2 separate regions of the Mus musculus genome follow, and region 2 is linked to region 1. The links are chromatin loops, found by intact Hi-C in ENCODE. Cell type or tissue: gastrocnemius. All regions are shown on one strand. Links, peaks and the distances in the headings refer to the core of each region. The heading gives the core; the rest is flanking DNA. Region 1 overlaps Nav1 (neuron navigator 1). Region 2 has its middle 13 kb from the start of Gm32835.

What was found. Hi-C counts contacts between places; a loop is a spot of excess contacts. Peaks named below come from ENCODE experiments on the same cell type or tissue, not always from the same donor. Only the 100,000 strongest peaks of a DNase experiment are listed, where the experiment ranks them.
Region 2: a loop joins it to region 1, with 3.0 times the contacts of the local background. A loop is called at or near these places in 14 of 42 quality-filtered maps.

What each region holds. Positions count from the first base shown.
Region 1 is chr1:135,454,499-135,469,382 of GRCm38, reverse strand. Nav1 (neuron navigator 1) reads left to right here. Exons shown (of 30, transcript NM_173437.2): 8 at 486-527; 9 at 1,594-1,742; 10 at 3,374-3,544; 11 at 4,625-4,677; 12 at 5,445-5,468; 13 at 5,584-5,661; 14 at 8,609-8,692; 15 at 8,928-9,039; 16 at 10,606-10,727; 17 at 11,514-11,522; 18 at 14,053-14,249; 19 at 14,500-14,692; 20 at 14,781-14,884. Mir1231 (microRNA 1231) reads left to right here and starts at 14,700; the gene lies at 14,700-14,780. In gastrocnemius, for the core only: a CTCF peak has its summit at 8,046 (motif pointing left); DNase peaks (open chromatin) are centred at 5,611, 6,858, 7,111 and 8,041; H3K27ac peaks cover 1,591 bases.
Region 2 is chr1:135,693,879-135,708,762 of GRCm38, reverse strand. No RefSeq gene overlaps it. Among named protein-coding and RNA genes, the nearest start is that of Gm32835, 13 kb to the right of the region's middle. In gastrocnemius, for the core only: CTCF peaks have their summits at 7,936 (motif pointing right) and 9,206 (motif pointing right); DNase peaks (open chromatin) are centred at 9,248, 9,574, 10,045, 10,465 and 1 more place; H3K4me3 peaks cover 2,102 bases; H3K27ac peaks cover 2,280 bases.

The DNA.
Region 1 (14,884 bases), core at 5,478-10,477:
CCATCACACCAGCCCGATTTTTTTTTTATGCTTTTTTCTTTTTCACATTTTCAATAATTTAATTCCTTTGTAACTCCCTGAGAAACGTACGGTGTCTTACTTTTGGTCTCATCTTGTACATAAGGAAAGCTTTACAGAAAGTTAGAATGACATCTCCGAAGTCTCATAATTAGTTTTGTTCATCTTCTGACTTTTGCTTTTAAGAGCAAAATTGGTTCTGTTACATCATATCCTGGTTCTCACCTTCCACAGTTGGACATTTTAAACAGCTAACTACACCTTAACGCCTAACAGGAAGAAAGAAAGCATGTACCATTTCAAATATTTCCCAAGTTCTGAATCAAGAATTTGATTGTGACTGTCTTATTATTTGTTCATACAGACTTTCATAGTTTGCTGTCCTGTCCCCAGAGGATAGACCCTTCAAACTTATGCCCCCCCAAACTCCAAAATAGGCTCACCTGCCTTCCTCTTTCTCTCCACAGCAGTCAGCGAGATCGGAATACCCTCCCCAAGAAAGGGCTCAGGTAACCCTCAAATGTGTGGGGTTTTGTTTTTCATATATATATATATGAGACTCCTGGCCTGTTTAAAAAAGTTCTAGCTGGGTGGTACACAGCTTTAATTCCAGAATATGGGAGGCAGAGGCAATTGTGGTAGGTTGCAAAAATAAATAAAATAAAATCCCAACCCAACCTAACCCACGGTCCCATGGATGAATTTAGTGGCCTTTTTAGACAGTCATTTGTATGCGGTCCTAAAAAATGCCACCCAAGCCCACTGCGAACTCACCATCAACTGTGTTAGCTATTATAGCAAGTGACTCTTTTTGGTGTCAGGGAACAAGTGAATTTGCATACAGGCTTTTATTGCTGTGAAGAGACACTGTGACTTCAGCAACTCTTATAGAGGAAAACATTTAACTGGGGCTGGCTTACAGTTCAGAGGTTTAGTGCATTATCATCAAGGCAGAAAACATATCAACATGCAGGCAGACATAGTGCTGGAGGAGGAGCAGAGAGTTCAGCAGGCCTTAGAAACCAAGTGAGCCACAGTGGGCCTAGCTGGAGCATCTGGGACCTCAAAGACTACCCCTAGTGGCACACTTCCTCCAACTTCACACCCACTCCAATAAGGCCACTCCTAATAGTGCTACTCCCTGTGAGCCTCTGGGGGGCCATTTACATTCAAACCACCACAGTTGTCCAAAGTTACCACAGCCCTATGAACTGCCTCGATGCAGTTCATCCCCTCACAGGGGACTTCTGAGACCACGCACATAGGCAAGGGACAGGGGGTGTGGATCCTCCACTGTCAGATACCACTGACTTGGATACATGGGGACATGTGTCACCTGCCTCCATGTGGCACCATAGAGCCCTGCTCTGTGGAGGAATTTCTAAAACCTCCATCCACCCTGTCCCCTTCAGGAGCTTTCAGGGGACAATCCTGGGTTGCCTCCGACCGATCCTCCTTTTCCTTGTCCCTCTTCCAAAGTCCCCTCCTACCCCTAGCTTAGCCATCCCTCACACAGCCAAACCTCTGATGTCACTTTGTAGCAGCTCAGACTGTGTCTCTTTGCTACTTCTTCAGGTACCAGCTTCAGTCCCAGGAGGAGACCAAGGAGAGGCGGCACTCCCACACTGCCGGTGGGCTTCCAGAATCCGACGACCAGGCAGAGCTGCCATCCCCCCCTGCTCTCTCCATGTCCTTGAGTGCAAAGGGCCAGCTTACCAACATAGGTCAGTATCTGCAGTCATTCACTGTGGCAAGAGATGAGGCGGGGCTCACCCTGCAGAGTGAGTGAGGCAGCAAAACAACTAGGCATTTTGGCTCCTGTTGTAGTGGGGTTGCTTCATGGTGCCTCAGTTTACCAACCCAAACTAAAGATGAAGGCAAAGTGTTCCAAGGTCTTAGACTAAAAGGTTGTCCCTGGACACAGCTATAGGGTCCTGATGGCATCAGAGGGTCTGAATGACAAGCAGGGCAATCCATACACTAAGACCCTGAGCTTAAGAAAGTCCATGACAGTACTGTCCCGGGCAGCTGCTGGGAGGGCAATACCAACCTATGGGTTTGGTGAGCTGAAGACAGACAAGGGTTGATTGTAGAGTGAAGTCTGTCACCAGAAAAGTCCAGCTCTACCAACTGCTCGGGCTGAGCCCAGGCTATCTCAGCCCTAAAGGCAGGCTGACTAAGACACGCCCTAGACACACCACACCCTCTTTAAAGCCTTTGGAGAGAAGGAAGTGGCTCTGTGACTCAGACGGGATGGGAAAACAGGCTACAGGAGGAGGGGCTGGCTCCAGCTCAGGCCCACACCAGCCCTGGTTCTGGGAAGCACTGTGCCATGACTGGTTTAATAGGAATCTCTTTAGACTAGGTCTGGAGTAGACCTGCCATTTGCTTGCTGTATCTCTTAAGTCCATCTCTCCTCTCAACTAAGGGGGGTAGGGAGGGGGGAAGCAGGTTTTGGGTTGGTTTTTGTTTTGTTTTGTTTTTTCCCCAAAGAGGACTTGTAACATCTTTCGATGCAGGGACTGTGGGGAATTTGAAGAAAACTAGGAATGGGGGTCCTTTATGCCTAAGGAAGAGTCATTTGGCTTCTGTGGGCTTATCAGCCTGTTTTCTGTCTCCATTAAAGGCCAAACAAGAATAAAAGCCATTCATGCTGTCGAATGAGGGACTGGGCTAAACAGTAACGATCTTACTAGTTCCTGAGGGCCAAGACAGAGGGGTGACTTCTTCTCCCCAGGTCTTTGTAGGCAGGGAGGGTGAACACCCACATACCTGCATGGAGGCAAGAGGTCCGACAGGGGAACACCACAGGCTCTGACCCCTGAAAGGCATCCATCTAGCAAGGGAAAGTGGGGTTGGCCTCTGTGGTTGACCCATTTCACAGGTGTGGATTCCGTAGCCTCTCTGAAGCCTGGTTTGTTTCCTCACTTGGATCTGAGTCTTGGTCTGAGTTCTCAGTCCACCCCTAAGACAGCTTGTGTTTTTGAGAACCGCACATCCCATTTTCATCAGCACATCCTGGTGATGTGAAGGTTTCGGGAAAGTGGCCAGGCCCCCAGCCTAACCTTCAAAAGCAACCACTCCAAGGCAGTCAAGCATTCAAGGAAGATCCTTAGTACAGACCATGGAGTCCTTCTCCATCAGGGCCCAACCTTCCCAGGAGGGGCCACTCCTAACCTCCAGCTGCTTGCACACCCCCACGGCCCCACCTACTGCTCCTTCCTCTCCTCCCTTCTTCCCGTTTGCCTTTCAATGACTCCTGCTCCGTCCCCACAAGGGACCAGAGAGCTGATGACCCTGCCTCTTTTCCTGCCTCCCCCTCCCACGCCCCTCCCCCTCCCCTCTGTCCTTCCAGTGAGTCCCACTGCGGCCACCACGCCAAGAATCACCCGATCCAACAGCATCCCCACCCACGAGGCGGCCTTCGAGCTGTACAGCGGCTCCCAAATGGGGAGCACCCTGTCCCTGGCCGAGAGACCCAAGGGAATGATTCGGTCAGGATCCTTCCGAGACCCCACGGATGATGGTGAGACTTCGTGCTAGCGCGGTTCACGCTCATTCCAGCTCTGCTGGGTCCCCTCACCCACCGCCACCTCCACTGCCACCACTGCCACCACCACACACATACATAGATTTCACAGGACATCAACTTGGGCCATTTCAGTTCTGTCTTCCCATAACTTTGAAGGGTCTGGGGGCCCAGAAACCTTGGGTGGCACCACCTAGCACTGGGGTCTGGGGTCGGAGCATCTACCAGTGGGGCCCAGGGAAGGGAAATCGAGATTTGGAAGGGTTGGATGTGACTCCTCAGGCGCTCTGAGACTAGAGCTGTCCTCCCTGTTCTAAGAGTGGTCTTTCTTCTCCACAGTCTCTCAGAAGAGATAACGGGGACAAAAAAATGGTAGCTCATAAATCCATACAAACAACTAGGCATCTCAGCCCTCTTTCTAGAATGCTCCAAAGACTAGCTCCCAGGCTGGCCCTGGGATTGTTGGTGTTAATCTGGGTGTTAATGGGAGACCTGGCCATGGGGTTCAGGAGACCTCCATTATTCTTCTCAGGGCGCATCCCTGATATGTGTGGGTTCTGTTAGTGCTTGCAGTGGGTTCTGCTGTGTTCACCACTTAATTTTTCCCCCGACCTGAGTGGTCCTCAGGCTCCTAGACTAGCACTACAAGGCTGAGGAGAGGAGGCCCGGGCGGGATTGTGGTACTGGTTCTGAGCAGCTCTGACAAGGAACTCATCCCTTTCTACAGCTTAAAGTGCTTTCTTGGGTGAGCAGACCAGATGCTGACTACCCATGAAAATCTCCTTTCCCTCTCTCTGGACCCCCATGCTCCTCAGGGAGGTTGAGCGAGAGACTACCAAGGCCCAGGCTGTCAGGGAAAATAGATGAAAAGGGGAGGCTGTCTGTATTCAGGACCATATCCTCGGATTCTCGCCTACTGTGGGCTGTTGGGATATGAACTGGTGCCCTGTGTTATTCGCTCTGTTTGCTCCAGATGCCCTCCGGAGTCTGAGTCCAGACTCCTGCTTTAGGCTCCTCCCAGGAACTTCTGGGCCCTGGAGCCCCTTGCTAACCTTCTGTGCTCTCCTTCTCTTTCAGTTCATGGCTCGGTGCTGTCTCTGGCCTCCAGTGCTTCTTCTACCTACTCCTCAGTAAGACCATTAATGCCCCTTCCCGTGAGCCCTGCCCCTCAGTGAGACCATCAATGTCCTTTCCCCGGGAGCCCCCCTCCCCATTCCACCTTCCCTCGGACCTCCTTTGGTTGGGTAACTGGATGGGGATGGGTACCTATCATCGCTACCCTCGCTGGCCATGGGAGTGGGCGTAGTGGGTAGCACCTAGAGCTTGGAACACTCCGATGAGTACCTTGGAGCCTCTGTTCTTTCTGGCCTTGCCACCAACTCCCAAGCAACTCTGGTGTTTTTTTCCCTCCTTTGAAAAGTAAAGATCTCCTTGTTACAGCCTCCTTTCCCTGCCATGGGATTTGGGCAGTGTTTCTAGCACCCAAGATGAATAGGTCCCCAAGACTCTAGAGACCCCAGTAATGTACAGAATTGACCAAATGTCTACAGCCTTTGGCTTTCAGATCTCTTGACTCGTAGGTTTGTTTTAACCTTCATTCTTTCCTCCTTCATGGTGCTAACAGTCACGGTTTGCTTTCAGACCAACCAGCTTCATTCTCTAGCCTTCTCGGCAAGGACCAGGTTGGCTAAAGATGAGCACCCGAGAGGAGCCTAGTACTTAAACCTGAATGTAGCTCTGAGGAGCCAGGGCCAGGGGGACTCTCCTCTCTGCATCTGTCAATCATGCTTCTTCCAGTCTCTGCCCTGACATTTGGGCCCCGGCTTCTGCGCCGGTTCTCCATAGTAACCACCTGCTTTTTCTGTCTCTCTCTCTCCTTCTGTGCCCACTTCTCCAGGCTGAGGAGAGGATGCAATCTGAGGTAGGATACAAAGCCTTTGTCTCTGCTTCTTTAACACCGCCACACACTCCGATTTCAGTCTTAGTAATCTACCTCTGCCGTCAGCAGCTTGTCTCTCTCTCTCTTCCTTTCGCAGCAAATTCGGAAGCTTCGTAGGGAGCTGGAGTCGTCCCAGGAAAAGGTGGCCACCCTGACATCTCAGCTGTCTGCCAACGTGAGTACCCAAGCAGGATGAGACCTGGCTCCTGTTAAACCAGGCAGTGCGGGAAAGCGGTCTGACCGAGTCTGCCCTGGCCTGAGATCTCTGGGGAGAAGGTTGTATTCACGGCTCTAGAGCAGAAGATTTGGGGACTGTCCTTCAATTTTTCTGAGCCTTCATTCAGAACCATTTTTTCCCACCTTAATTCATTGATATGGCTGAGTTGGTGTCTGGTAACCTTTGACCTTCCTAACGAAAGCAGAGACCGTGGTTCTGCAGGGAGGCAGAAACAACCTTGCCATTGGCCATGGACAAAAGTCACAATTCATTTTAATTACCGAGCCCTCGATCGTTTCCACTGCCCTAGGGTGTGTTTTTCTCTTTATTGATGCCACACAACTGAACAGGCTCAGAGCCGGTTATTAGAATTCTGTCTGGGGACCACGAGGCCGGCCGGCTCAAGTCCAACTCCATCCTAGCAACCTGTGGAGTTCACCGTTGGCTCTGCCTCTATTCTGCCATTGATCTGAGCTGAGCTTCCTTCATCTTTGGAGCCAACATCCTTCATTTCTGCATCTAACCCACCTCCGTATGGCCACTTAGAGTGACTACCTTCCTCCTGACCTTAGTTTTTCTGTTCTGAGAGATGAGGAGGAACACACCTACCTCATCTAACTCCACTGTGGGCAGTTCCTCTCCTGTGACCAAATTGCAAACAGAGAACATAAGAGCCATTTTCTCCCGTAGTTGTAAACAACAGCTGAGCTGGGTCTCCAGGAGCTCTCCAAGTGTTTGCACAAAAAATAACCGCGTCTGCAGTTTCCGCAGCGCTTTCTCCTCTTCTCTCTTCCCTTCCTCTCTGGGGAGCTCAGCTGCCAGGCCTGAGCCTAGCCTTGAAACCAGGTAGAGTTTTTGCGTGTTTCCAGTGAATTTCAGCGACAGCTCTCTTACCACATTGGCTGTCGTCTTTATTCTTTCTCCCAAGTCCTCAGTTCAAAAGTCCTGTATTGACTGGTTTGCTTGAAGCTCATATCAAACTTCAAACTCTCTGGGACCAAAAGAATTATAACAGAAACAAGAATGGTCCTGTACCCCACCAGTCAAGGCCAGTGGCCTAGGTCATGTCCTGCATACCCTAGGAAATTCATGTCTGGGAGATGTCGAAGGGGAGAGGCGCCAGGGAGGTGGAGAACAGCCAGGGAGGCAGAGGACATTATTATGCCTGATTCACTTACACTGCAATCTGTCAGCCATCGTGGCTGTCAGGGCTGGACTAGTTCCAGAAAATGAATTTAGAGGGTGAATTTTCTTAGGACAGGAAGTTCCATTTGGCCAAGAGAAAACAAACTAAAACACAGTTCTGGTGAGTTCTGAATCTAGAGTCAGGTTTTGGCCAAGGGTCCGAGCCCTTCCCTTCAGTGGGAGATGTGATGCCAGGCCCCAGAGCTCGACTTGGGATCCCTGATGTTGAACCAATCTTACACCGTGTTGGATGGTGCAGCCAAGCTGCTGACGATGACACACTTGGCCAGGAAGCGGCCCTGATCACTGTATTGCCTCTACAAAAGGACCACTTGGCCTAGAGTCCTACAGGCACCCTAACCTGAGGTTGGCCTCAGAGCAAGGTGCCATGGAGGAAAAGAGACGTAGGAAAGAAGAGAGAGGCAAGGCCAGTCCCTCAGAGGGGGAGATGTGCATGTAGAAATGAGTGAAGAGGCCAGGGCCACTCCAGGCTCTGAGTAGATTTTCAGGGAATATGAATAGGGGCCGGGGAGGTGGTGGTGGTGGTGGTGATCAGAATTCGGCCTGAGGGGGCAAGCTTGAAATCCCAGGTACTTGAGAGGTTGCAGCAGCAGGAGGGTCACAAGTTCAAGGCCAGCCTGAGTAACTTAGTGAAATCTCTCAAATTTTGAAAAAAGACAGAAGGTCAAAGAAAGATGCTCAGAGCTTGCCATGTATTTGCCTGGGAGCCCAGGACTCTGCAGATTTACAGGAAACATGGAAGATACTGCCTCCGGTTTTCAGGCTCTAAGGCACTGGTGAAGTTTGACTTGTTGTTCAAAGAGGACACGTAGGAGGAGGCAGGGAGGGTGTTGCAGACACCACAGGGACTGGGCATGAGTGACCTACCCAAAGCCTTCCTCCTCTTGTTATGAGGGTAACAAGAGGACCATTTGCTGCAGTGCTCTCATGGGGGCTGTTTATCCATCCTTGAGTGGTCCCCTGTCTGCTCCTGTACCCCATTCCCTTTACCTTTTCCTATACCCATTGCTTCCAGGAGCTAGCTGGAGTCCAACCACTGGGAACCTTCCCCCCCCACCCCCCCTTCAGAGATCCAGAGTTCCCACAGGATCCAGCACCCTTTCCAATGTAGCCCTGCCCCCTAGTGGCCAAAATGGGGAATGCCCTGAAGTGGTTTGCATGGCTACTGGCATCCCTCACTCCCATGCCCCCACCCCCAGCCCTTCCAGAGAGAGGCATTAGTTCCAAACCCAGGGTGAGATAAGAATAGGGTTAGGGTGCAGAGGCAGAAGAGATAAACCAAACAGAACCTACTGGAAGGTCATTTTGTGCCACAAGAGCTGGCCCTATGTAGTGACGTTAAACCAAAAGCCATAAGACTGATCCCAGAGGCTGTTGTCCTCCCATTAAGCCGGTCCACTCACCTACCACACAAAACAGGGAGGGACTTTACCCCCGCTGATGTCCCTAGCAGCTCCTAAGGCCTGCCTCACCATCTGCGCTCTGTTATTCAAGAAGCTTGGTCTCTCCAGAAAGCCTATCTGATTCCACCTCGTCTGCCCATGGAGATCAATATGTTAAAACCACCCAGAGTTTTGTTTGCGTTGGTCGGTCAGCCCGGAGATGGGGAAAATCTGTTAAACCACTCCTGTACCAGCCACTTACTTCCCTCTTCTGCAGCCGCAAGCGCCTTAAGTTCTTCTTTGTACGTTTGTGTCAGGCTAACCTAGTGGCCGCTTTCGAGCAGAGCCTGGTGAATATGACATCCCGCCTGCGACACCTGGCAGAGACGGCCGAGGAGAAGGTAAGAGGCCCAGGGTGGTGAATTCTAAACCCACCATTCCACTCCATCGTCACCGGCCATTCGCTCACTGGTGGTGAGACCAGGGCTGCTTCTCAACCTGCCTGTCAGTACAGTGTCCCAAGCTCCACACTCCCCGTTCCTCTGCCTTTCCTGTTGAGAGCAGTAGAATCCCATTCCCAGTTCCCTGTAGGCATTTCTGCTGAGCCTCTAACAACACCACCATCATTTCCTGTAGGACACCGAGCTGTTGGATTTGCGAGAAACTATAGACTTCCTGAAGAAAAAGAATTCCGAGGCCCAGGCAGTCATCCAGGGAGCGTTAAATGCCTCAGAAGCCACGCCCAAAGGTAGGATAGCAGTCAGAGTGAATGGAACTGAAAAAGGACAGAAGTGGAGGGAAGGAAGGTCGTTGTTGGGCCCACAGCACACCAACTCTCATATCTACTTTCTAGAAGGCGAGGGTCCTTAGGTACTCTTCAGTGTGATGTCTGGGTATCCAGTGAGGGGTGTTCTGAACATGACCTCATAAACCCTGAGGATGAGGGCAAGGAGAGGAAATTTGTAATCGCCACAGGCCTGCTACACTCTCCTCAGCCTTTAGACCAAAGCCAGAGACCAGTCAGAGATGTCTCAACAGGGCCTCATCATTTAACCCCGATTAGCCTGACACCCAACCACCCTGCTGTCATCAGTGCTGGGGTCATGGGTGCATGCCACCAGGCCCAGCTCAAGACTGTTCCTTTTTGTTTATTTTTAAATTTTTACTTTTTTTTTTTCCTTAAGGTTTTGAACAAGTACATATCCTATGTTGACTATTTTATCCCTCTGCCTCTCCTTTTCCCTTCTCAGCCCTCTCCCTTCCTGTCACCCTTCCCCCTCCCCTAGAGAGGCTTAGTTCTGCCTTCCTGACACATACAAGCCACATACTGTATGACATACTGTAAGACATATAAGCCACATACTGTAAGACATATATGACATACTGTAAGACAGCCAATTCTTGCTGGAGTATCATCAAAATATATTAGGTCATGGACCAAGAGCACAAGTTCAGAGCCAGCCTGGGTCACAGAGGCAGTTATAGATCAACCTGTGCTATGGAATGAGACCCTGTTTCAAGAAAAGGAAAAAAGAAAAGATGAACAACAAAAACTGATATGGTGCCTCATACATACAATCCTAGCACTTGGGAGGCAAGGCAGGAGCACTGTCACAAGTTCAAGACCAACCTGGTGTACATAGTGGCACTCTGCTAAAACACCGGCAGGCAGGCAGGCAGGCAGGCAGGCACAGGTAGAGGATGTCCGCATAAAAATGTTCAGGACCAGCTTTTTTACAACTAGCCAATCTGAGTTTATTACTAAATCCTTCTATTTCTTATCTACATTGGTGCTTCTTTTTGTTGTGGTTTTGTTTTTGTTTTATTTTTGCTTTGGAGAGGGTCTTGTTATATGACCCGGGCTAGCCCAGAACTCAAAATCCTGTGGCCTTCCAAGTGTTGGGCACTATCATGCCCAACTTGGACTGGGAGCTTTTTTTAGACAGGGTTTCTCTGTGTAGCCCTGGCTGCCCTGGGGCTCTCTTTGTAGACCAGGCTGGCCTCGAACTCAGAAATCTGCCTGCCTCTGCCTCCTGAGTGTTGGGATTAAAGGCGTGTACCACCACGCCCAGCTCAGGACTGGGAGCTTCTTGAGAATAGGAATTGTTCTTTTTTCACAGTTGCATCCTCTTCCGTGTTGAGGCATAACTGTAACTCTATAAATGTCCATTGGATGAATAATCCACCAAATTAGTGTGTACCTAGGAGTTGCTGGGCCCCCCCCCACTCTTATCTGCTGTAGCTAGCCTCTCCCTAAGCCTCGCATCTTCTCTAAATCTATCTCTGCGTTCTTACCACTTGTTCTGGCCAATAGAACTCCGGATCAAGAGGCAGAATTCCTCAGATAGCATCTCCAGCCTCAACAGCATCACCAGCCATTCCAGCATCGGCAGCAGCAAAGATGCTGATGCCAAGAAGAAAAAGAAGAAGAGTTGGGTATGTAAAGGCTTGGGGATCGGCCTGTGCTAGGAGTCACTCACCCTGTTGCAGGGAACTGACCCCTTTCAGGATCAACAAAGAGGGTCCCTTCTAACAGGATGCCAGTGTTGTGACATCTGCTGGGGACAAAAATTCACTAAGTTCCCATTCCTCTATCCATTGTCTATTCTCCTTACCACCGCCCTGCACATATACCCCAGCCCCCCACCGTCCCTGCATCCTTTATACATGTCTGCTATCCTGGGGCTCTACCTACTGATGAGGTCAAATGTATTTGGCCGTAGAAGGAGCTGAGAAAATTATTCATGGGTGGGAGAGTGGGGCATGTGGAGAGAATTTGTAAGCCAAGCAGGGTACTCTAGACGCTCCTGGGGCTGTTGCTTTAGTTTGGGTGAGGAGGCTGTGGAACGTCCCCATCGCTCCAAAGCCTGCTTTTGTCTGGTCCAGAGGTGGGTTTGTTCTGTGTGGTATCCCCCCTGTAACTCTAAACTGGCTTTGGGTGAGCTTTCTACAATCTGTACGCAGGTGTAGGGCACTGCCTGACTGACTGAAAGGGAGAGTGACCCAGAGTGAGCGTCTTGTCCCTGTCCCTGCTGAGGAGGGCTGGCTACAGACTTTGGCCTAGTGCAGACAGGAGCCAGCTGTGTGGAGAAGCAGCTGTGTGAAATGCATGAGTAGTGTCGCTGCTGCTGCTGCTGCTGCTTTCTTTTCATTGTTTTTTTTTTTTTTCTTTCCTTTTATTTCCTTCAAAATGCTGACCTCAAATCCCTATTTTTTTTCCAGGTTTATGAGGTAAGAAACTCGGTTCCTCTCCTCGTGCTTTTTCTTTCCCTTTGCACACCTTCGTGTTTCCAGAGCAAGCACCTCTCTTAAAAAAAAAAAAAAAAAGAAAGAAAAGCCACCCATAACCCCAGCTGCCCCCTAGTTCCTAACACACTCCACTGCATGGTCCATCCACGCTGCCCCTCATGAGGACAGAGGAGTGGTCTGCTTAGGGGTCAAATTGGAAATCTTGACAAAATCCAAATCTATTGCCCGCCATCTTCCCGTGTTCCAAGATAGGTCTGTTATGACAAGCAGACACGTGAGCCCCTGTTATGTAGAAAATGAGCCGTTTTACTTTTGCCCCACTCACGTTGGAGCCTTAGATGGAAGAGGACCAGTGAACGGAAATTATCTGGATCACAGTCTCGAGGGGCCTGGTCCTTTGGGGCCTAGTCCAGATTTTAGCTGCAAAATAGTGTGACCTAGAGACAGGTCAGGGGATTATTTCATCCAGGAGAAGAGATACTTGTCACCCCAAAGACTGTGGAGCTTCTAAAACCATCTCAGAAACTAGAGGATTGTCCAAGGCAAAGAGAATGTGGCCCAGAAGTCCTCTTCCAAAACAGACCTATGAGCCCTACTCTAACCTCCCACATAGGACTAGGATTGTAAAGGATGGGAAAAGCTGAACCCATTGCCCTAGTCAGTGTGAGGTCTACCAGCCTGGTGGTGCATGCCTAAATCCCAACACTAGGTAGACTGAAACAGGAGGAATACCATGAGTTCAGTGCTAGCCCTGGGCTACATAGTGAATTCCAGGCCTGGGATGGAACCTTATAAAGATGGAAAGAGAGAGTGGACTCCACAAAGTTGCCCTCTGACCTCCACACACACGTTGTATGTAGCCGGTGCGCACACATGATGAGACCAGTTGATCATCTAAATCTGGATTCTTAGAGTAGCGTTTCCCAAAGTGTGCCGTGCAGATCCCCAATCCACTGGGATGTGTCTTAGAAGGTGGTCATCTCATCAGCTGCCTCTGAGGAGCCCCGCACTTTTACTAAGCATATCTGTACTGGGAAAGTTCTAAGGCATCCCCTCCTTAGCAAAGAGTCCTGGTTCTCTGCTTAGTACATCACTTGAGGCATTCGGGACAGAGCCCTGACTGTCAGAATACTGAAGTTCACATAGCAGACTACTGTCTGAAGTATAATGCATACAGAGAGCTCGTGCTGTGGGCTGGCTGTGGTCACAGGACTTCTCTTAGAGAGGGAAGGAAACAAGACTAACTCCTGTGAGACTGGTGTGGAGAAAACTCCACCAGGTTGGAAATCGGGAAGCCTGAATGTCTTCCTTAAGCTAGAGCGTCGAGTCAGTCAGCTCTTAGCTCTTTGTCTCTACAGACAGCTGATCTTTATGGTATTTTGAAGGCCTGTACTGTGTTCCATGATAATACATCCTAGCCAACTGAACACGTACTCTCACCTATTTGGCCCAATCAGCTTGGTCCACATGGTTTACCTAGAAGTTCCACACACACCATGAACTAGCTCAAGCTCCCAGAGACTTCAGACATGTTCTAAGAACGACACCTTGAAAGAAGAGAACCCAGATCCCTCTTCTCACATTCCAAAGATCTGGCTGACCTTTGTCCCCTATAGCCTTTGACCTCTCCTTTACTCTCTGTCTCTTGCTGCCATCCCATGTCTATGTCCGTGTGTGTGAGTGAGTGTGTGTGTGTATGTGTGTGTGTGTGCATGCTGTATGGAGGCATGTGAATGGGTGTGGGTCAGGTCCTTGGCTTGCATATCTAGCTCACATCCCTGACACCCAAAGCTCATCGACACCAGAATCAAACAAGCTGTGGTCAAGTTTCAATGCCTAATGTAGCCAAAGACTGGCTGCAAAATAGCTCTTGTCCTAGGACATTTGGCATAGTAGACAATGATGAACGGTAGGCATGGGGGTAAACGCCTGTCATCCCAGCACCTGGGAGGTAGAGGCAGGAGGATTCAAAGTTCAGGACCACCCACTGCTACATATTGAGTTCAAGGCTAGCCTGGTCTATGTGTCACCCAGTCTTTAAAACAAAGGGAGAAAGAGATCTTTGATTTGGTTGTTTTAACCACTATGCTATGTGCTGAGAATAAGAAACGCTACATGGAACTTGCTATCAGTTCCTTCTCTGGGTCTTCATAGAACAATAGTGTCAATTTTTGATTGATTTGTGAAGAGATGGATAGATTCTTGGATAATGAGCTCAAGTTAGAAGGTGAAATTGGACTATTGAGAGGTGTGTCATGTGACACCTGGGGAGGGGGTTGGGTTGTTTTCTTTTCTGGCACGAGGGACACAACAAGTTTCTCAGCCCTGTCATTTTCTCTCAGTCCTGATTTCTGATAAATTCCTCTGTCCATATGCCAGACTTCACACAGTGGGTGTCATAAAAGTAAATCCTCTGCCTCCACGTCCCTGTCCCAGCCCAGCCCTAAAGCTGTTCTCCCCAGCCCAGCATATAGCCTTGACATCTCTCTCCCTGGAATCTGCTCTCTTCTAGCTTCGGAGTTCCTTCAACAAAGCCTTCAGTATTAAAAAGGGTCCCAAGTCAGCCTCCTCCTACTCTGACATTGAAGAGATTGCCACACCTGACTCCTCAGCCCCATCATCCCCCAAACTCCAACACGGCTCCACTGAGACTGCCTCCCCCTCCATCAAGTCCTCCACCTCATCCTCTGTGGGCACCGAGGTCACCGAGTAAGTGCTCGCTCCACCAGCCACCCTGGTAAACTGTTGGCTGGAGCTAGCTGTAAGCCCACAGACCCTGACACATGCCACCATACTTATGGCCTTTCCCTGGGTGTGTGAGACCCATGAAGGGACCCTTTCTGATATACCAATTAAGAGTCTATACACAGAAGGAAACGGGACTATGGGCCAGACATGTCAGTATCCTCTACGACACAGTGCATCTGTGGGATCCAGGCTGACTCTTGCTTTCTTACAGGACCCCTGCTCATTCAGTCCCCCACACTAGACTGTTCCAAGCCAATGAAGAGGAGGAGCCAGAGAAGAAGGAGGTATCAGAACTGCGCTCTGAACTATGGGAAAAAGAGATGAAGCTCACGGATATCCGGTTGGAGGCCCTCAACTCTGCCCACCAGCTGGACCAGCTTCGGGAGACCATGCACAATATGCAGGTCAGTGTCTGGGCAGAGCTGCAGGAGAGAAGGGCAGGGCCGGACATCTCTGCCACCCTGCCACCTGCCCTGTCTGTTCTGCCCACAGTTGGAGGTGGACCTGCTGAAAGCAGAGAATGACCGGCTGAAGGTTGCCCCCGGCCCCTCCTCAGGCTGCACTCCAGGGCAGGTCCCTGGGTCATCGGCTCTGTC
Region 2 (14,884 bases), core at 6,142-11,141, 240 kb before region 1:
GTAGAACTTTCAGCTTCTCCAACACCACGTCTGCCTAGATGTTGCCATGCTTCCCACCACGATGATAAGGAATCTCAGAACTTGCAAGACAGTCCCAATTAAATGCTGTCCCTTGTAGGAGTGGTTTCTGATGCCATCCTGTTTTCTGATTGGTTCTTGACCTGTCAGTAAAGAAGCCATGAGCCAATTGCTGGGCAGAAGGAATAGGCAGGACTTCCGGGTCCCTGGAGGAAAAGAGACAGATGCAAGAGAGGAGGGCAGAGTTTTGCCATGCTTCTTCTGATGGAGAGGGTTGAAGAATCATATGAGATCTCAAAACAGAGTGGCCACACTGGCTGCTCCTACAGGCAGGTGGTTAGGGGCGTTTAGCAGGGGCTAGATGTTAAAATTTAGGGCAGGTGGGAGGAGCAGAGATAAGAATAACTATAAGGGCACTTTACCAGGCAGGAGATAGTAGCGCCCAGAAACTGTGTCAAAAGGCAAGTTGAAAATGAGCAACCTGTGTGTGTGTCTTTTGACCACGGATTTAAGGGAAGCTGGGTGGGGGCTTAAGCTACTCACGACAGCCCTTTATAAGAGTTTCCTGGCAATGTTGTCTCTTCACAGCAATGCAAACTCTAACTAAGACAGTTAATGTAGGCTTAGATTTTTAAAAAACCTATAGTTTAATAAGGGTTCTTAAATGCTTTAACCTCCCTTCTAGCCCACAACCCACAGAGGTAGTAGAAAGGAAAGGTTAATAGGTCAAAGGGGGATGAGGACCTGTTTAGAAATAGTTCTTTGCTGGGCAGTGGTGGCGCACGCCTTTAATCCCAGCACTTGGGAGGCAGAGGCAGGCAGATTTCTGAGTTTGAGGCCAGCCTGGTCTACAGAGTGAGTTCCACGACAACCAGGACTACAAGGAAAAACCCTGTCTCTCAAAAAAAGAAAAAAGAAAAGAAAGAAGGAAGGAAGGAAGGAAGGAAGGAAGGAAGGAAGGAAGGAAGGAAGGAAGGAAAGAAAGAAAGAAAGAAAGAAAGAAAGAAAGAAAGAAAGAAAGAAAGAAAGAAAGAAAGAAAGAAAGAAAGAAAGAAAGAAAAGAAAGGAGGAGAGGAGAGGAAAAAAGAAAGGAAAAAGAAAAGAAAAGAAGAAATAGTTCTTTGGGGTGATTCCAATCTTCATTGTTGTATCACAATCACCTCACAAACACCATTCACGAATCAGCAATGGCAGCTCAATACAGAAGAAACTGCAAGGCACCACCAATCAGCCCAAGTCCATGGAAGTGGCCATAAGCTGCCAGAATATCACAAGAAGTTTTTTGGTGCATTTCTCTCTACGAAAGTCACAACAAATAATGATCAACAAGGAAGGCAAGGCGAACCAATGTCACAGCATCATCACTGCCAGCAAAGCACAATGAAGAGTAGCAGAGAGTGGCAAGGTGAACCAATGTCACTGTCTGTTGGGTTGTACTTATACCCTTTCCAAACATCATGTGTCTGTCCTCTCAAGCATCCTCCTAGCAAAACATCACATGTCCTTTTTCCAGGCAGCTTCCAGAAAAACATCACATGTCTGTTCTCAACAAAGCATCCTCCCACATATCTGTTTCAGCAGAACATCCTCTCATATACATCCTCTCATATACATCCTCTCATATACATCCTCTCATATACATCCTCTCATAAGACAGTTTCCAGAAAAACATCACATGACACAACTGAATCTCCAAAGAAACCAGAAATTTCCACTTCAAGTTAGATCAAGACTAACTTGAGTAACTTAATGTGAGACCATTTCTCAAAGTGGGGGAGGGGGCAAGAGGGGCATGCATCTGTCACCAAACCTGATGACCTGAGTTCCATCTCCCATCTCCAGAGCCCACACGGTAGAAGGGGAGAACTGACTGCCACAAGTTTTCCTCTGACCTCCACGGACATGCTGTGATTCATGCACACATGCACAGGTACACACAAACACACACACAGAGAGAAAGAAAGAGAGCAAATAAATAAATGCAATTAATTTTCTAATTAGAAAGGACTGAAAATATGGCTTATTTGTAGATCACTTGTCCAACATACGTGATAGACCCTGGGTTCAAGTGTCAAGTATCACAAAAAAAAGCCAGGCAACATGATTTATCAATAAAGAGGGGATAATGAGCTGAAGAGATGGCTCAGCAGTTAAGAGCACTGACTGCTCTTCCACAGGTCCTGAGTTCAATTCCCAGCAACCACATGGTAGTTTACTACCAGCTGTAATGGGATCTGGTGCCCTCTTCTGGTGTGTCTGAAGATAGTGACAATGTACTCATATACATAAAATAAATAATTCTTTTTAAAAAATAAAAAATAAATAAAGGTGGGATAAATACTATTTTTTTAAACCAGAAAAAGGATGAACCTTGAAGATGCTCATAGTAAAGAATCCAGGCACAAGAGACTATGCAGTGTGCAAAGCTACTTTCATACACAAAATCCTTCAACTAGGCAAATCTACAAAGGTAAGGAGAAGATTAGCGGTGGTAGGGCTGGACTGAGCAAGGAGGGATGAAAACTCACCTGTAATGGATACCAATAAAAATGTTATAAAATTGGACCAGCAGATGGCTGTGTGGGTAAAGGCACTTGCTGACAAGCCTAATGACTGGAACTTGACCCATGGGATTCATATAAAGCAGGAGAAAACAGACTCCTGCCTGTTGTCTTCTGACCCCTACACGTGCCGACATACACCAGGCTGGTCTCGAACCCAGAGATCTGCCTGCCTCCACCTCCCGATTGCTGGGATTGAAGGTATGTGCCACCACCGCCCTGCTTACACCACCCTGTTTAAATTTTTAAAATGAAATAGAATGGTACCTTTTGTGAGTAAGTTGTGTGGTACGGAAATTACGTCTCAATAAAGTTGATTAAATTTTAAAGTGAAATAAGGACATTTCCAGAGATGAAAAGTAAAATAATTCACACTCAGCAGCTATTATAGGAAGTCCCAAGACAGAAGAGACGAGACGGGGAAGGATGACGTCCTACTTTTCAATGGAAACAACATGGACAGAAGAGAGGGGAACAAGACTTTACAGGCGCTAAACCTGTCAAAGCTGGATTCTGGGTCTAGCTCCAGTAGAGAGTTCAGAGGTTAAAGGCACCTGCTGACAAGTCTGGCGACCTGTGCTTAACCATTGGGGCCCACATGATAGAAAGAGAGAACCCACTTCTGCGGGTATCCTGTGACTCTCTCTCTCTCTCTCTCACACACACACATACACACATACACACACACACACACATACACACACACCTACACAGAAAGAAATATGAATCTACAAGGAAATTAAGAACACCAGAAATGTTAACTGCATAGGTGAAGATGCATTTTTTTAAACGTTACTTCAAACTTTCAAAAAGATCATTGTTTAACTGGAAATGATAACGATATCTTGGGGGTTTACGACTTTTGTTAAAATAAATGCATATCTGTAAGAGCATCCTGGCCAAGCAGAGGGAAGCAGGCATGTGCAGTTGTGAAGCTATGCAGGGAATGATACAGCATCCCTTGGAAGACTTGGGCAAGCCAAAGACATGCAGAATTTAAAGCAGTCACCAAGGTTAAAAAACAAACATTGCAAGAGATTTCTGCTAACAGGTCAGTAAAAGATATATAAAAGTACAACAATATGAACTAACCAGTACCCCCAGAGCTCATGTCTCTAGCTGCATATGTAGCAGAAGATGGCCTATTCAGCCATCACTGGGAAGAGAGGCCCCTTGGTCTTGCAAACTTTATATGCCTCAGTACAGGGGAACGCCAGGGCCAAGAAGTGGGAGTGGGTGGGTAGGGGAGCAGAGAAGGTATGGGGGACTTTTGGGATAGCATTTGAAATGTATATATATATATTGGATTAAACAAAATTTTAATTAGGTATTTTCTTCATTTACATATTATATGTATATAATATGTAAATATAATATGTAAATATATATACTCAGTGTAAAAGCAGACAACAGAGAACAGGTAAAGGGAACAGAGGAGACACACAGAAAACAGAGAGCAGGGAGACAGGCTCAATCCTAACCCTATTAATCGTCCATAGTAAATGCAAACATTATAGACTTCATTGAAACTTGTCTTATGTTTTTAAGATGTACATTTTGTGGGCTGGAGAGATGGCTCAGAGGTTAAGAGTGCTGTCTGATCTTCCAGAGGTACTGAGTTCAATTCCCACCAACCGCATGGTTGCTCATAACAATTTGTAATGAGATCCAGCGCCCTCTTCTGGCCTATAGGAATACATGCAGGCAGAATGCTGTACACATAACAAGTAAATAAATCTACTTTTAAAATATTTATATTTTGTATATGTGTGTGCCACATGCATGCCTGGTGCCCATGGTGACCAGAAAAAAAAAACAAACATCAGATCCTCTAGAAGTGGAGTTACAGGCAGTTTTGAGTTGCCTTTGGGTGCTAGGAGCCAAACCCAGGTCCTTTGCAAGAACAGCAAGTGCTCTTGACTGCTAAGTTATCTCTCCATCCTCCTAAACACTTCCTTTTAAAGACAGGTTGTTTAATGCAGACTGCCGTTTTTTTGAAGCCTGGCTTGGAATCCTAAGTACTGAGTACAGTACTGAGTACAGTACTATGTGTACCTGACTGGAGTTTTAAGTAATACTCAATTATTTGCTACTATCTGTAATAAGTGAACTTTATATCTAAAGCCATGAAAAATATGGAAAAGGGGAAATTGTGCTAATGCTATTTAGAAGGAAGTCATTGTGTCGATTCTGGGAATGGGAGTGTAGCCCTGTAAGCTCTTACAAGGCTGAGGAACTATATAACAAGAACCTGCTTCAAAATTTAAGCAAGAGAAATCAAGCCAGCCAGCCAGCCAGCCCCCCAGCCCGCCCACCAGCCCTCATTTTCAGTTCCCATTTGGTCTCCTGTATGTAATGTGCTTTAATTTTTTTTCCTGATAGCTCTTTGTAAGACTTTTCTTTGTCTTTGGTTTCCAGCAATTGTACTATAATATGTTGTGTGATTTTCTTTTATTTATCCAGCTGGGGGTTGAATGAAGTTTTGGTGATTGTAAAATAAAAGAAATCTTTTTAAAAATGAAATGTTTATACCACATACATCTTATGTGATTATTTGTAGCCTCTTGTCTCCCCCCCCATCTCTCTCTCTTGTATTTTTTCTTTATTATTTTATGTTTGTTTTGTTTTTAAGACAGGATCTTGCTATGCAGCCCAGGCTGACCTCAAACTTATGGCAATCCTCTTGCATACGCTTCTTTTTTTTTAAGATTTATTTATTATTATATGTAAGTACACTGTAGCTGTCTTCAGGTGCACAAGAAGAGGGCGTCAGATCTCATTACGGATGGTTGTGAGCCACCATGTGGTTGCTGGGATTTGAACTCGGGACCTTCTTAAGAGCAGTCGGTGCTCTTAACCACTAAGCCATCTCTCCAGCCCTGCATACGCTTCTTGAGTCCTGGGTTGCAAGTGTGTGCCACCACATCTAGCTTGAGATTCGTTCCTTGAGAGATATACCATCAGCCAGATACTCCCCCGACTGGCAAACAAATGGGATGTTCCCTGTTCGTGTGAGGGAGCACAACTGAGGGAGCACTACTCTCCAGTAAAGAAAAGCAACCAGCTCAACTTCAGCCAGAACAAACCTTACAAAACATTTTTCAAACTGAAAAGAGACAGAGGCAAAAGGCCTCATATCATGTCATTTCGTTTATATAAAATGTCTAGAAAAGCAAATTTATGAGACAGAAAGCACATCTGTGGCTGTCTGTGGCTAGGGGTGGGAACTGCAGTTGGTTGCATGTGGGTGGGAGGAATTGCTTTGTGGTGTTGGAAATGTTCTAAAACTGGACTGTGGCAACAGTTACACAACTCTTTAAACTGATTTCTAAAAATCATTAAATTACACACTTAAAACGGGTGAATTATATATATTATACCTCACTAGAAACCATTATGGTGGTAAGAGACAGAAGCCACTAATTTGGAAAAAACTGAGCAGAAAGTGTCTACTTGAAAGAAGGGTAACTGGTCACAATATGTAATTCTTCAAATCAAAGGGAAAGGAGTCAAGGGCAGAACTGGGAAAAGATTAAGAGAGGTAGAAGGCGATCCTATTGAAGAATGGCCTTACGAGCGATTGTCAACTGTGCTAACATAGTTAAGAAACCTGATGTTATGTGGTCCCATAACAACGTGGATATGAAAAGGGGGTGGTAACCAAGCAAGTGTTGGCAACGATGCAGTGGTGTGAAAAGTGTCCAGACTCAAGGCTATTAATTTCACTTCCCAGTAGACTAGTCAAGAATGTGAATGTGCACCACACGAAGCAAGCAAGAATTGCTAAGGACTGGGCTGTAGGTTGATGGTAGAGTGCATGCTGAGCATGGGCAAGGTCCCAGGTTTAAACTTTGGGTCACTCTTGTGGTGGTTTGAATATGCCTGGCTCAGGGAGTGGCACTAATTGGAGGTGTGTCTTTGTTGGAGGAAGTGTGTCCCTGTGGGTGTGGGCTTTAAGACCCTCATCCTCGCTGCCTGGAAATCAGTCTTCTAGTTGCCTTCGGATGAAGATATAGAACTCTCAGCTCCTCCTATACTGTGCCTGCCTGGATGCTACTATGCTCCCACCTTCATAAAAAGGGACTGAATCTCTCAATCTGTAAGCCAGCCCCAATTAAATGTTGTCCTTTATAAGAGTTGCCTTGGTCATGGTGTCTTCACAGCAGTAAAACCCTAACTAAGACAAATCTCCAGAAACAAAAATCAAAATTTCCATAGAAACCATTTAAAATAACAAAAAACCCTATACAATAAAACAGATGAATTATAGAACAATGCAATATTAAAAACAGTAGCAATTAATAAGCTAAACTTACATGCATCAATGCAGATGAACCTTACAGTATAATATTGATCCAGGAAGGAAAGCTGTGGAATTTATCATTTAAAATGTGCAGCATAGGGTAGGGTAAAATTATAATTGTGTGTGGCAAAGATGAACAGCAAACTCAAAATGGTGTTTACTCGTGGGTAGAGAAAGAAAGGCAATGGAAGAGGGGCATAAACTATATCTGTAATGTTTTATTTCCTAAACTCCACAATACAGTTATAATGGTTAAATTTATAAAGCGCCAGCTTGTCTGAGCCATGGGGTGTCCAGATAATTGGTCAAACGTTATCTTGGAGCTTTCTGCTGTGGTGTTTTGAGATAAGATTAACATTGAAATCAGAAGAATGAATAAAACACAGTCTTCCCTAACAGGAGGGAGCCTGTCCAATCAGATGCTCTAGGCTGAGCTGAAGGTGGAGTTCCTCCTCACTCAGGAAGAACTCCTCTTGCCTGCCTTCCTTCTAAATGGAACACCAGCATTCCTAGCCTTTGCACCTAAACTGAGTCTGCTGGTGTTTTAACTGCCGGCTTTCTCTGACCTCAGCTTGCTGGCCCATCCTGGAGAACATGGCATTGGCCAGCGACTAGCACATGTGCCTATTCCTCTTTCTGTGTCTGTCTACCTGTCTGTCCACACACACACACACACACACACACACACACACACACACACACACACACATCTGCTGTCCAATTCTCTAAAGGGTACTACCGGAACAATTCCTTGTTGTATTATTTTTTATACATCTTATATATCTAAAATGTTTCATAATAATTTTATACAAGTAAGCGTAAGTGCGTACCAAACATCAAATGCTGCAGATGTCAAATTGAGAACTGGAGGCTAGTGATGTAGTTTGATGGTAGAGTGTGCACTTATGTTCGAGGCCTTGGGTTCCATGCTCAGCATAACACAAAAGAGAGAATGATAAGGAGGTGAGAAGTGGAACAAGCAGGTTAGAGGCTGTTGTGAGAAGCCACAGTTCCTTGATAGGAGTGAATTCAGTGCAGTACCCAGAGGAGGCCACACGGTGGCAGCGTAGAGGACTGCGTATACACCCTCAATGGTGTTTAGTGTTCAGTAGGGGTGAACGCAGGTTCTTGTTAACCCAGTTCTGGGTAGAGAAAGAGACTTAGCAATGGGTGGCTTTTGCGTCTGCCTGGGGCCTCTGGACTGCGTTTGTTGGAACTGGCAGGGCCCTAATTGCCCCTTGGGTCCCTGTGATTATTTCAGTAGAGATCCTGGGATAGTTGGGTTCTGTGTTTTGCCTGTTTGTAAAATGAGTTTGAAAAAAAAGTTCAGGGCTGGTGAGATGGCTCAGTGGGTAAGAGCACCCGACTGCTCTTCCGAAGGTCCGAAGTTCAAATCCCAGCAACCACATGGTGGCTCACAACCACCCGTGATGAGATCTGATGCCTCTTCTGGTGCGTCTGAGGACAGCTGCAGTGTACTTACATATAATAAATAAATAAATAAATCTTTAAAAAAAAAGAAAAAAGAAAAAGAAAAAAAAGTTCAGACCGGATGCAAATACTCTAGATGCCAGGTTTCTTAGCAGGAGGCACCCAGATACCATGATAGCAACATCTCTCACAGAAAGGAAGGTAAAATGTCACAGCACCAGAAATCAAGCTGAAATACAAAGTCTCTGTGCTGAAATAAGGAAACTACTCTGGAAAGAGGTGGGGAGGCAAAGAGATAATGATTCTGGCTGAAAACTATTGAGCTACTTGAGAAAGTTGTCTTTCTCCCTTCTCCCGCCTCCACCCCCTTTTATTTTTGTCTCCCTGATGATTGCATTTGGCAGTGGGTGTTGCCAAGTTTCCCAATTTAGTTTTTATTTTTCTTTCTTCTTTTCTTCCTTCCTTCCTTCCTTTTTTTTTTTTTTTTTTTTTTTTTTTGAGATAGGGCTTCTTCTCTGTCCTGGAACTCACTCTGTAAACCAGGCTGGTCTCGAACTCAGAAATCCCCCTGCCTCTGTCTCCCACGTGCTGGGATTAAAGGCATGCACCACCACCACCCGGTTCCGGTTCCTAATTTAGCGTCAAGAGAACTGGCCCCAGGGTTTTCCAGGCCACAGAAGCTGGAGGGAGGACTCGTTCGCTAGTTTGTCGCACTCCCCTCAGAAAATCCAGTCTGGGTTTTATTCTAAAGTCTGCTTTGTCTCTTCAAAGGATCTCCAGATGGGGAGATTCTGAGCTGGGGTATTTCTTCCTACCCCTCCCAGACGGATTGCGAGTTTTTTCCAGTCTGAATTCTCCCTAGGGCTCTCCTCCGCAGACGCGCCCACACCAGCAGGGGTCAGCAGTGTCCTACATCTGGCGGGGCGCTGCCTGCCACATGCGCCATCTCTTCCGGGCGCTGCCAGGGCTGCTGGGGGATTAGAGGGTGCTGTCCTGCTGAGGCCTTGGCACCATTCTAATATGCCGGCCGAGATTCCTCCCCTGAACGTGAAGTGACGTGTGGTCATTAAAAGCGCTGATGTGGATGTGAGCGTATACCGCAGACATCAGCAATGCCAGCTTACCATCTGCTTTTCACCGCCAGGTTTTTAATGTGTATTGGCACGTGCGCCTTACTTTGTGGGTCTAGGTGACAGAGAGTGTGTAGCCTGGATTTATCTTGCTGAGATTTTCTCAAAGACCTGGGGGTTCTGGATTCTACCCAGTACCCAGGATGTCAGCGAGGGACTCATGCCTCCCCAGGCTCTGGGAATGACTGGTGTTCCGGTCTCACTAACGCCAACTCCGTCACACCCAACGCTGCTCAGTGGAACAAATTCTCTCGTAGTAGTGTCAGATCTCTATGGCCAGCGTCTCCGTGACTGATGCCCGGGAAAAGCAAGCTCTGCTCAGCTTCCCGATTCATCCGTAGCCCTGGTGTCTTTTTTTTTTTTTTTTTCACGTCCCCAGTCCATTTTGCAGTTCGCTAATTTGTGCCGAATCCTTCCAGCTCAGGCCACCTTGTTAAATATGAAGGTCCCCAGGGAAATCAGAGATCCTAGAAACATCTGGTTCCTTGGAAGCAGCAGGACTCCCTGCCATCTTCCTGCTTCTCAGTTTTCCCCACTCCGACGTGATGGGGGAGCGAGGAAGGGGCTCTGGCTCGCGTACAGCTGGGGTAAAGCTGAATTGGAAGACTCCAGTTAGTGACTGGGATTCCCAGGGCCCCACGACCTTCCAAGCAGGCTCCCCTGCTGCTGTGACGGGCAGATGCCGGCTTTTCCACATGCCTTTGAAAAGGGGGACTTGGAAGAGGCCTCTCACTAGCCTGCTTTCCTAGGAGTAGAGTTACAGCAGCTGATCTAGACAACAGGTGTGGCTTTCCGTCACAGCTGCTGCAAAGCACATCTGTACTAACAAGAAGGCGGCAGTCACAGCTTGGCCCATCAGTCACCAAAGCACACCTCGGATTTCGGGGGAGTGCCTGAAAAGGCACGAGTGAAGGTTGGAGAGACTCAGATCAGCTTTGACAGAGCCCTTTTACCCTGGAAATGCCACAGCGGCCACCTCGGCCCTTGCAGTTTCATTGGTCTACAGCATAGGAATGGGGGAAGAGATCTTCTTCTCTGGGTAGCACCCCAGCCCCTGGACTGCAGCCAATTTCCCTTTCTGGCCAATGGAGCCCAGAACTTTTCAGGGTGGAGCTCAGAATCCAGGCTCTTCCAGGAAGCCAGAAGTGTGGAGGGTTTTTACAGTGGTTCTCAACCTTCCTAAGGCTGCGACCCTTTAACAGTTCCTCATGTTGTGGTGAGCCCCAAAACATAAAATTATTTTTGTTACTACTTCATAACTGTAATTCTGTGATCGTTATGAACCCTAATGTAAATATTTTTTTGAGATAGAGGGTTGGTATGGGGGTCGCGACCCACAGGTTGAGAAACACTGCTTTAGCAGCCTGGCTCTTTGGGGCTGGTTTGACTAGTAAATAAAACCTATGCTGCAGAAGCATGGGGGTGTGAGCTCATCCCCCAGCACACACATAAAACTCCAGGTGCAGACTGGTGAGATGGTTCACTGGAGAGAGGCACTAACCACCAAACCTGACAACCCAAGTTCAATGCCTCAAACACCACTGTGGAAAGAAAGACTCAATTCTGTAAAGCTGTCCTCTGCCCTCCACATGTGTGACACGGCACACCCAGGTGGCCTGATCTTGTAATACCAGTGCTAAAGAGGCAGTGACAGACACATCCCTGGAACTTACTGGCCAGCCACCTAGTGGTGAGCCCTAAGTCCCAATGAATGCCCATGTCTCAGAAGACAAGGCTGGTGTCCCCCCGAGGAGCAGCGTTCAAGGTTGACCTCTGACTTCTATGTGCATCACATGAACATACACCCACATGCCTACACATACACCTCCCACTCACATATACAGTGAATGGCGGCTTGATGTTGGGGAGCCTTGGACATTCTCAGTCAAAGCCAGGCACTGGCTTCACCAATATCACCTCACATCATCCTCCTTGGAAACCTGCCACAGGGGTGCTGTCAGGGTCATTTCTGCTCAGTAGTCAACAACTGAGGTTACATTAAATACTTAGGATGTGGTGACAGTAGTGACAGTGAGGCTTTATTGCCCCCTTAATTGACTTCAAAGCTTGTATCACCCATTGGGCCACACTGTATCTGGCAAATTCAAACGCCTGTTTCCCTGTCCTGTCTAACCCCATCTTGTTTTGTTCACTGCCACCACAGTCACCATGACGGCCTATCTCCATCTCAGCTAACAGTCCTCAGCTCCTTTCATTCTCTCCCCAGGACCACACCTGCTTCCCAGCCCTGTCATGGCCAAAAGCTTTCTTTGCCTCTGTCTATCACTCCAGCCCCCACATTCCACATTTCCCTTGCTTTCTCCTCTGCTATGATTTGAATGTGACATATCCCTGTCTTCGTCACTGTTCTATTCTGTGGAGAGACACCATGACCAAGGCAACTCGTATGAGAGAAAGCATTTAAGAGGGCTTGCTTACAGTTTCAGAATTTTAGTCTTATCATCATGGTGGGGAGCATGGTGGCAGGCACTGGAGCAGTAGACAAGAGCTACATCCCGATCTGTAGGCGGGGTGGGGATGGAGCAGGGACTGGGCCTGGTGTGGGTTTTGAAATCTTAAAGCCCATCTCCAGTGACATACTTCCTCCAGCAAGGCCACACCCACTCCAACATGGCCTTGCCTCCTAATCCTTCTAATCCTTTCAAACAGTTCCACTCCCTCGTGATTAAGCATTGACATATATGAGCCCATGGGCACCATTCTCTGTTGTGTCTGGCCAGCAGATCACAACATGGGTTCTAGCCTGGAAAGGCATTTTGGAAACCTGGAAGAGAAGAGGGGCTAGGTGGAGAGATAAAGAAATGTAGCTAAGACAGGCATTCTGATCAAAGCTCAGGCTCCGAACAGCAAAGTGGCAGCTTCCAGCAGTGGGCATGGCTGAACGATTGAGCGGGAAGCTCCACCCCTGAACAAGCAGGTTTCAGGCTGGGGGAGGGGAGACTACAATTCTCATTCAAACCACCACAGTCCCGGACAGGCTTAATTGATTATTTTGGGAGGGTATGGAACCTTTTGCAAAAGGAGGCATTGCACAGGAGCCAGGTCACTGGAGGCAGAGGAAGGCTTAAGAGCTAGAGCCCACCCACTTCCTCTGGAGCACTCTGCTTCCTGTTCATCATTCCATGTAGCCTATAGCAACCAGCTCTCCCAGCCATGCTTTCACCATTGCAAGAAAGTGTACATTCTAAACTGTAGCCCCAATAAACGTCCTCCCTTAAGTTGCTCCTGTTGGGTGTTCTGTCTTAGTAACAAGAGAAGTGACTCACGCATCATCTCAAAAACTCCTCTCTTAGTATTTCAAGACTACATATCAATATAAGAAAATGTTTGCAGAACATAGTAGGAGTACACCATATTTTTATTTATGTAAGTAATGCATGGATACGTTTTCCCTATACAAAACAAACAAGTCAGGCCGGTGAGATGGCTCAGTGGGTAAAGGTAGCTGTAGCTAAGCCCGATGAACTGAGTTCAGTCCTTGAGACCCACAGGTAGAAGGAGAGAACGGACTCCTACCATAGTAGATACACTTGTATGCTGTGTCCACATGCAAATACATACATACATACAAGGTGCTGAAAAGACACCCAAGGCAATCCTCTGCTACGTATTGAATGGGGCCAGCCTGGGTTACATGAGACTTTTCAAAACACCGAAAGACTTTTTAAAATGAAATTTAAAACTAAGCAAAAAAATAAATAAAAACAATTCAATCGGAAGAGTGGACACCCTTGATAACTCTGCCAGAAGTAACAACTGCTGTTAGCTTGAAGTATCTTTACAGGCTTTAAAAACTATATATGGAGCCAGGCGTAGTGGGGCATGAAATGCACTTGGGAGGAGGGAGGCAAGAAGGATCTCTGTGAGTTCAAGCCCAGCCTGATCTACATAGTAAGTTTCAGACCAGCCAGAACTGCTATTTAGTGAGAACAAAACAAAAACCCCCTATATATGTATATGCAGAAGTATAGTTTGGTGAGCCACCTTTGACATATGACCTTGGCTCATAGAATGCAAGTTGCCTTACAACTTTACTTGTATATGTGTGTATGTATGTATGTATGTATGGATGGATGGATGGATGGATGGATGGATGGATATATGGATGGATGTATTTAAGATGGGATTTTGCTATGTAGCTCTGGTTGCCCTGCTGCTTGCTATGTAGCCCATGCTGGCTTTGAGTTTGTTGTGATATTGCCTCACCCCACCCCACCCCACCCCACCCCACCCCAGTGCTAGCATAACAGGTGCACACCACTCATCCACCTTTGTTTCTTCCTCGGCCTCCCTGTCCTCTCCTGATGTTCCTTCTTTCCTCTCTTTCCTTCCGTTGCAAGATGGGTCTGGTTGTGTTGCCCAGGCTAGCCCCAAACTCCAGAACCCAAGTCATCCCTTTGCTTTATCCTCTCTGGAGCAGGTAGGACTAGAGGCAGACAACAGAACGCCCAGTCCTTCATCCTCTCAATATTCAGAATGAAGGCTCTCCAATAATGGTATATGTGTAGAGTACGTGTGAATAAATTCTATGTGGAGACACGATTCCCTGGTGGAGCCTTAAGACACCATGCTCTGCTCTGCCCCGTGGACAAAGGTGGTTATACAATTTAAAATTTTTAGCACTGAACAAAGCTGTGTGACTCTTTGCTTTAAAGTACCAAGAATTTCAGAATAGCAGGCACTAAGCCAAGTAGAAGCCCTTTCAAACACGAGGCACTGTGCCACTGTGCACGTTCACAAGCCCACGGAGCTGGCCTTGCCTGTGTGTGCTACAGAGAGCTGCCGACTTGGCCCGTCAGAGCCCTCCATTCTTTGAGTTAATGCATGCCCTTTTCTGACAATAGACATTCCTGTCTCAGCCTCCACACTGGCTATTGTCTGCACACAGCCTGCTCCAGCTGCGTTCTCTGCTTCCAGGCCAGACTGCTAAGCAAGCTCCCAGAGTCCTTGACTGCCTGTCAGCATTGCTCTAGAGGCGCCCACAATGAACGATGGCAGTGGTGTGGAACAATGCCTTCCCTGTGCCACAGAAGAAAAATGTCTCCGGAGAAAAGAGTGCATGGAACCACCAACCAAGAAACGTGGATTCCAGCTCCAGCTCCGCGTGGACACTGTGTCCTTTGAAAAGTTGCCAGGCATCTTGGCACCTTAGTGTCTTTCCGTTAAAGGATGTGGGCGCGATTCAACAGCCTTTATGGCACTTCTAGTCTAAAAGTCTGTGTTCTGCCGACTAAGAGACTATAGAGTAATACTGGTGACAAGAGCTGATGTTCTGTAAGCCACACACCAGTCAGACATCCCACTTCATGCTCCTAACCGTCCTGCGAGACTGGCAGTATTATTACCCTTACAGATGAGGATGCTGAGGCTCAGCCCAAAGCCTGTGCCCTTTGAGAAAACTTGAAGGAAATATTCTCTCC